Linked DNA regions of Homo sapiens: region 2 is linked to region 1. Evidence: read pairs that join two places in POLR2A ChIA-PET (ENCODE). Cell type or tissue: B cell. All regions are shown on one strand. Region 1 overlaps PRKCE (protein kinase C epsilon). Region 2 overlaps PRKCE (protein kinase C epsilon).

Region 1 (4,000 bases):
CAGGTTGCAGGGAGGTGTGGAGGGAGAGGCGCCAGCGGGAACCGGGGCTGCGCGCGGCGCTAGCGGGCCAGCTAGAGTTCCGGGTGGGCGTGGGCTTGGCGGGCCCCGCACTCGGAGCAGCCGGCCGCCGGCCCTGCCAGCCCTGGGCAATGAGGGGCTTAGCACCGGGCCAGCGGCTGCGGAGGGTGTACTGGGTCCCCCAGCAGTGCCGGCCCACGGGCGCTGCGCTCGATTTCTCGCCGGGCCTTAGCTGCCTTCCCGCGGGGCAGGGCTCGGGACCTGCAGCCCACCATGCCTGAGCCTCCCACCCCCGACCGTGAGCTCCCGTGCGGCCGGAGCCTCCCCGACGAGCGCCGCCCCCTGCTCCACGGCGCCCAGTCCCATCGACCACCCAAGGGCTGAGGAGTGCGGGCGCATGGCACGGGACTGGCAGGCAGCTCCACCTGCAGCCCCAGTGCGGGATCCACTGGGTGAAGCCAGCTGGGCTCCTGAATCTGGTGGGGACGTGGAGAACCTTTATGTCTAGCTCAGGAATTGTAAATACACCAATCGGCACTCTGTATCTAGCTCAAGGTTTGTAAACACACCAATCAGCACCCTGTGTCTAGCTCAGGGTTTGTGAATGCACCAATTGACACTCTGTATCTAGCTACTCTGGTGGGGCCTTGCAGAACCTTAATGTCTAGCTCAGGGATTGTAAATACACCAATTGGCACTCTGTATCTAGCTCAAGGTTTGTAAACACACCAATCAGCACCCTATGTCTAGCTCAGGGTTTGTGAACGCACCAATTGACACTCTGTATCTAGCTACTCTGGCGGCGACTTGGAGAACCTTTGTGTGGACACTCTGTATCTAGCTAATCTGGTGGGGACGTGGAAAACTTTTGTGTCTAGCTCAGGGATTGTAAACGCACCAATCAGCGCCCTGTCAAAACAGACCACTGGGCTCTACCAATCAGCAGGATGTGGGTGGGGCCAGATAAGAGAATAAAAGCAGGCTGCCTGAGCCAGCAGTGGTAACCTGCTGGAGTCCCCTTCCACACTGTGGAAGGTTTGTTCTTTCACTCTTTGCAATAAATCCTGCTGCTGCTCACTCTTTGGGTCCACACTGCCTTTATGAGCTGTAACACTGGGAAGGTCTGCAGTTTCACTCCTGAGCCGGTGAGACCACGAACCCACCAGAAAGAAGAAACTCCGAACACATCCAAACATCAGAAGGAACAAACTCCAGACGCGTCACCTTAAGAGCTGTAACACTCAGCGTGAGGGTCCACGGCTTCATTCTTGAAGTCAGTGAGATCAAGAACCCACCAATTCCGGACACAGTAGGATGTAAATGTATGAACAAGACACTCTGTAATCGGGCTTTATTGTGTTTAGACTGTATGCTCTTTTAAATGTACTGTAATCTAAGAGATCAGAACACCCAAGATTCCCGATTGGCTAAAGAAATACTCAATTTGAGAGGATGTCAAAATTGCTCAAATAAAAGATGATCTGCAGACTTTGCCAAATAAGAAATGGCTTATTTCATTGGGTGCAATGGCTCACACCTACAATCACAGCACTTTGAAAGATCAAAGCAGGAGGATCACTTGAGCTCAGGAATTAAAAGACCATCCTGGGCAACAGTGAGACCCCCATCTCCACACATGAAATTTTTTTTTTAATTAGCCAGGTGTGGTGGTGCACACCTCTAGTCCCAGCTACTTGAGAAGCTGAGATGGGATGATTGCTTGAGATAAGGAGGTCAGGACTGCAGTGAGCCGTGTTCACACCACTACACTCCAGCCTGCATGATAGATCTAGACCCTGTCTAAAAAAAAAAAAAAAAAATTTCTCAGTGCATATAGAAGAATATAGAAGAACTAGTTCTCTCTCCTGTCATAAAGATACTACATTTTAGAAAATTTTAAAGGAAAAGTAAGTAGAGATAGAAAAGACTAACATGAAATCCATCAGACACCACACCCTTCTCAATGTCCTTAGAGTTCCTTCCTCATACCACCATCTCTCTCTTGAGCCCTAGAGCCATCCTAAACTCTCCAAGTTCTACCACCAATTTTCAAGGCTCCCTACCCAGACAAATTTTTCTCCCTGATTACAAGTCTGTGTTGAGGGGATGTAGATGCTGCATAATTCATCTCAGTGGAAGAGATACCCCGATTTCTCTCTCAGGTTCCTTAAATCCACCTGTGACTGCAGGTGTGTATCACTTGTGGGACAGTGGGAGAGGAGGATGCTTGGGAACTAAGAACTGGCTTCTCTCATCCTGGTCCAGCCAGTTACTGAGTGACTTCTAGTCAGGTCATGTCTGTACATGAGACCAAGGGCACATGTGAATCAACCAGCACCAAAACAAGGCCGCGACTGAGCTCCACCAGCACCACGCTCTGCTGAGCTAAAGGCAAATGAGAAAAAGATCATACGAATTTGATAGAACTTTGAGATACTTGAAAATCTACATCTGCCTCTAGGAGGCCTCAGGACCTTTCATTTGTCCTTTGTCTACTCCTCAGGTAGAAACAACTTGCTCCTGGAAAGACCCAAAATAACCTAAATCTCTAAAGATAAGGAGGCTGAATTCTTTAGGGTTCACTGGAGCTTTGGGAAATTCTAAAATACTCATACAAAACAGCTGATTCCCAATCCTATTAATATTTAAACCCTTTGTTCTTGGAAGTTCATGCCATCGATCTTAAAGATGTGCTTAGAAGCTAAGAACAGATGCATTAAATACTTAAATCTATTAATTACTAAAAAATGAAACAAAAAAATAGAGACTCATTGGGCTGAAAGAACAGCATGCCTTACTCCTTCATTATATTATTTTGCAAAAAATCATCAGGTGGAAAGAACAAAAATGTCAGTCTAAAATACAATATGGAGTCTGGGTACAGTGGCTCACGCCTGTAATCCCAGCACTTTGGGAGGCCAAGGTGGGCAGATCACCTGAGGTAAGGAGTTCGAGACCAGCCTGGCCAACATGGTGAAACCCCAACTATACTAAAAATACAAAGATTAGCTGGAGGTGCTCGCTTGAACCCAGAAGGTGGAGGTGGCAGTGAGCTGAGGTCATGCCACTGCACTCTAGCCTAGGTGACAGAGACTCTTGTCTCAAACAAACAAACAAGCAAAACAATATGGAAAGTTCTAGCAAAAGGATACTTTTTTTCAGCAGTTGATAGTAAGAGAAAGTGGGGTTTTGTGGGAAAACCAAGAAAGAGTTCCCTATTACGTATGCATGGATCACTCCCCAACAGCTGAGTGCTCCTACATAGCTATACATGGCATTCATTACTTCCTATGTATGCCAAACCAATAAAAGCAACACTTGATTAACTTGCCATCAATGAAAGACTTTATGGACTCTTTAAAATTTCTAATCAGATTATGGTTCATTGACTTTAACATGTGTAGAAAGAACCTGCTGAGGAAGCTCTAAATGCATGGTCCAGGGAGAGGAAGAGGAACCTAGGAAGCAGATGGGGGACGATCAGCCTGGTGGAGTGAGAGAAAACATGGAGGTAGGGACTGGTTCCCAAACCAAAGAGCAAAGAAATAGTTATCAGTCTCGCACACTTCCTGGACCACCATGGCTACCTACATGCCACAATTCCTAAATCTAGATCTACAGCACAGAACACTCCTGAGCTCCAGACCCAGGGAGCCACCAGCCCTCTGGACCACACATCGTTGAGACACATCCAAGTCCACATGTCCAAACAGAGCTTGCTCATCCCTGCCTCTGGTGTTCCATATTCAGTCACTGGACATATCGTCCACCCATCTTATTAGCTATTCTAGACACTCCAGCATTTACCCTCCACCTGGCTTGCATTGTTATTTTTTTGAATTCACATATGAATTTATCTTCCTAATTATAAACTCCTTAATGCCTTCATAGCACCTAGCATGATATTGTATGCTTCCACGTAATTTAAGTCATCAGTAAGTTATGTGAAGACTAGAATGTGAATCACACTTTGCTACACATG
Region 2 (4,000 bases), 150 kb after region 1:
TTCTGCCTGAGCCCCGTCCTTTGTTTTCCTTTCAGCTTCCAAATTCCCTAGCATCACCATCTTTGCCAACAAAGGACAAAAGTGAATCTCAGCCTGGGAGGAGTGGTCTGCATTGACCCACCTCTTCCCACCCCTGCATTCTCTACTCCCCAGTGCAGCCCCTCTAAACACTGGGGGACCCTCATCATCATTGAGCTCAGGGATCCACTGATTAGTCAACCCAGGAATGAAAGTACGCTTGGAGGGAACACTACAGCAGCTTTGTAAGTCAATTGCTAATGCAATCAAACTGGCCAGCATAAACAATGACCAAACTTAAATATTTTCCACTCACATTAATCAGCTCAATAATTCCTTAATGACTTCCTAAGAAAAGTGTTAAAAAAAAAAAAAAAGCCCTTGTTTGTTTTGATTTGGTTGGTCTTTTTCACCCTTGGTTAAGGAGCTCATTGTCTCCACATGGCAAGAAGCAGCCTGGATTTTTAGGAAGGAAGAAATAATCCGCTGCAGATGGGGCCAGTACTGGTGACCTGCAGGTTGAGAGAGAGGGTACGGTTAGAGAGCTGGCATCCCAGCCCCTGGGCTTCTCGCTGTCTCAATTTCATCATCCACCTATGAAGTAAAGATGCCCATAACTGTCTCTTGTCTAAATCATAGGGTGTTTTTGTGGTTGTGGGGGGCGGTACCATGGCTGTGCCCTGCCTGGTCCTCCTGTGAAGGTAGGACGCTCAACCAACATTCAGACTTCTGTGGAAACAGTAAACCGTCCTTCTGCGAGCTCCAGAAACACAAGTGGCCGAAGGGACGCCATATATCTAGTGTCTCACAGCCTATCTCAAAAATTACAGTCTACGTGAACATGAGAACCTTAGGCAATATGCACACTTTTGAAACAGAAGAGTGACATCATGTCCCTAAAATAAAAAAGCCACAGTCAGTGTTGTTTCCAGACAGAGGAAGCATGGTTTTTACCTACCCCATGCATCCCTACAGTATTTCCAGATTGTCCCTGACCAGTCTGCATTTGACCCTAGGGCAGAGCAGCAACTCCCCGGACAGGAGGGGAGCAGAACAGTGTCCCCCAGGGCTGCAGTCCGAGAGAGGGCTGGAGCATACACTACTCCAATAGCACCCGCTACTGCAGGAGCCACCCAAGAGAGGGGATAAAAGACATGCGCATAGAGAAGGAGAGCGTTTCACAGCCCCACCTCTTGCAGAACTGCAAATCCTGTGTGATGGCTGTGTGAGTGTGCACCTGGGCATCCAGGCATGTGTCTGTGAGTGACAGTACGGGGTGCACGTGTGCCTGCTGCACCCTGGCAAGAGCAAGGAGCCATGGGAGATTGGCGCCGTGTACATGTTTCTGCCTATCTGTTCTCAGAAGGGTTCCTCCTCACACCTCCTACTGTTTTAACCAGGGTGCTGGAATTTAAGAATTTAGAGACAAGGATGCACTTAGCAAAGGCTAAACATCCACAGGTTAATCTGTATCTGGTTGATTTGTACCCTAAGTATGACCCCAGGAAGCAAAACATATCAAAATATGTGAGCACAGAATACAAATTTCACATTAAAGACAAACTGGCTAAAACCCATAGAAAAGAAAAGAACTTACAAACTCATGAAATAGAATCCCTTCACAATTCTGTATCACAGGTTAAACAAACTTAATATCAGTGAGAAATAAACTAGTCTCTGGATGAAAAATGGTTAGTTCTTCAGTTTCCGGGGCCCAAGATCCCTGCTGGATGCCATGTTACTCAAACTACTCGCCAGCGATTGTGCATGAATGAGTGTACACACAACCATCAGATACGCATGCAAAAAGCCACACACACACAGATGCAGATATGTACATACACACACACCCCTCCCAGCCCTGCCAAAGGGAGGCAGCATGACTGAAGCCCTAACACCTAACAAAAGGGGTGTAAGAAAAAATGGCAACTAAGATGTATCCATGGGGAGGAAGGAGAAAAAAAGGAAATGCAGCTTGACTCACAGTTTTGAAGGCATAAGGTGGGCGAGGATGAAAAGACTTTTGTCAAGAGTATACAAAGGAAGTCAATGAAACAGTTGGGTCTCACTGGCTCCCACACAGAACAAACCCAGCCAGACTCCAGATGATTAAAAATAAACTAATCTGATTAGAGAATTTTAAATTTGGATTGATTGTCCAGTTCACCAATAAATGGCAACAAACAATTTAAATCTTGTCCCACAGCTCTGCTGCCAAAATGGCCCGGAATTTGCCAAGCTTTGAAAGCAGGTTTTGAGGAGGTGAACATGTCAGTAGCAGAACAATCAGGTGATCCATAAATATCTGTGGCTAAGCCCTGTCCTGGTAACGTGGAGATATGAAGTTGTCCATTGAGTTCTGGGCCTCCAGTAGCCTACTGCAAGGTGGAGACACAACATTTGGATATAATTAAGCATTAGCCAACAGATAGATGTAAAATGTGTGTTAAGCTGCATGGTAAAGACTATAATTCCTACACATATTCAGAGAAGGGAGAGAAAATCAGTAGTAGAAATGGGTTTTCCTTCATCTCGCATGTGAAAGACAGAGCATTTGGATAAACAGAGAAAGAAAACAGCATAATTGCTCAATATCCATTCTCTGTCTGGCCCATTGTTCAGGTAGGGCTCAGGTGAGAAGGAAAAGAGCACCTAGCATCATCTCCCAGCCCTCACTGTCCCCTCCTAACTCTCCCCTACCCATCGAGCCCCCTGGCCAACTATCAGAGACTTAAGTTTTTACAGAAGGAAAAGAGGGAAGGGAAAGCTAAAATGTCCTTCATTTCTCAACCAAAATGAGAAATCATGAAAGGGGGAACCCAACTAATGAAATGTGATATGGTCCCTGAACTGTTCCTTCCAGAAGCCATCCCCATGGGACTCACACATAGACGATGTCATTTGGAGTTAATCAGATGTCTCTGTAGATAATTAGAGCCAGGCCAGGATAAGGCCAAGGAAAAAAGCATTCCCATAATATACATTTAGCACTGTAACAGCTTTTCAAGGCTCTTTCGTGTTTTGATTTCTTTCTGCTATGAAAATGGTCAAATTTCCTAAGAGATCACATCTACCCACTGGGAAACATCTGGAGGAGAAGAGTGGGAAAAGCTTGGCCATCTTAGAGTTTCTTCTCCATGATCTCTGGCATCTAGGTTTGGGTAACCACTCATGAACCCTGGCCAACAATTTTGCTTCTCACCAGGGCACTGGCACCAATGCCAAGGAATAGCTCCTCTCCAGGAAGCTTCTGGAAGCTCAGCACTTGAGTTTTCACTCCTCTGCTTGGTATCAAGCCAAATTTTGCTCTTTGAGGTATTTTTGCATGGATCCATTATTCCCACAAATGTTTTCTATCCCTTGGTGTTTCTAGTTTACAATGCTCTAGGAGGCAAACACCTGTGATACTGTGAAGGGTGGTGGAAGTCTTCAAATTCCTAAAATAAAGCCCTAAGTCTTCCTCCAGTAAAACCATCCAATAAGGAATCCAACACATGGGTCTTTCCAATGGACATGCATGCTAGAGAAAGCAGCAAGTCCACAGAAGCACTGCTGACAGTGAAGGCACATTCTTTGTAAGGCCGTTCCTTTGATCCTTAATAAAACTTCAAGGCAATAATTGGAGAAAACTTATGCCCCCGGAGATTGAGTGTGCTAGATTACAAAATTCTTCTGGGTGTAAAGCCTTCAGTATTACAAAGCCCAAACCAGTGCCTTCCTGTATAAACTCTCTCTGCAGTGTGAACATGGTTGATTACATACCCTCTTTCTACATAAATTCCCTTACAAGAGGAAGAGGCAGGAAGGCCAAGACTTTTGGATAAGCATAACCAAGATGCTGAGATGATACATATTTCTGACATAAACATTCTTCCAAATTCTGAAAGTACTTAAAATTGCCCATTAAGAGGTTGGTTAAAAGGAGCCATTGCTGTGCAGATTTTTTACTTTCTTGTTCCTTTTTTTAAAAAGTTTCAAAGAA

Evidence for each region. ChIA-PET counts read pairs that join two places held together with the same protein. Peaks named below come from ENCODE experiments on the same cell type or tissue, not always from the same donor. Only the 100,000 strongest peaks of a DNase experiment are listed, where the experiment ranks them.
Region 2: POLR2A ChIA-PET joins it to region 1 with 9 read pairs; 2 of 35 experiments call an interaction of 5 or more read pairs at or near these places.

Annotation. Positions count from the first base shown.
Region 1 is chr2:45,914,079-45,918,078 of GRCh38, reverse strand. The region is part of intron 2 of PRKCE (protein kinase C epsilon); the gene reads right to left. Among named protein-coding and RNA genes, the nearest start is that of PRKCE-AS1, 240 kb to the right of the region's middle. In B cell, no CTCF peak of the experiment used is centred here; a DNase peak (open chromatin) is centred at 2,388; H3K27ac peaks cover 665 bases.
Region 2 is chr2:45,767,263-45,771,262 of GRCh38, reverse strand. The region is part of intron 1 of PRKCE (protein kinase C epsilon); the gene reads right to left. Among named protein-coding and RNA genes, the nearest start is that of PRKCE-AS1, 94 kb to the right of the region's middle. In B cell, no CTCF peak of the experiment used is centred here; no DNase peak of the experiment used is centred here.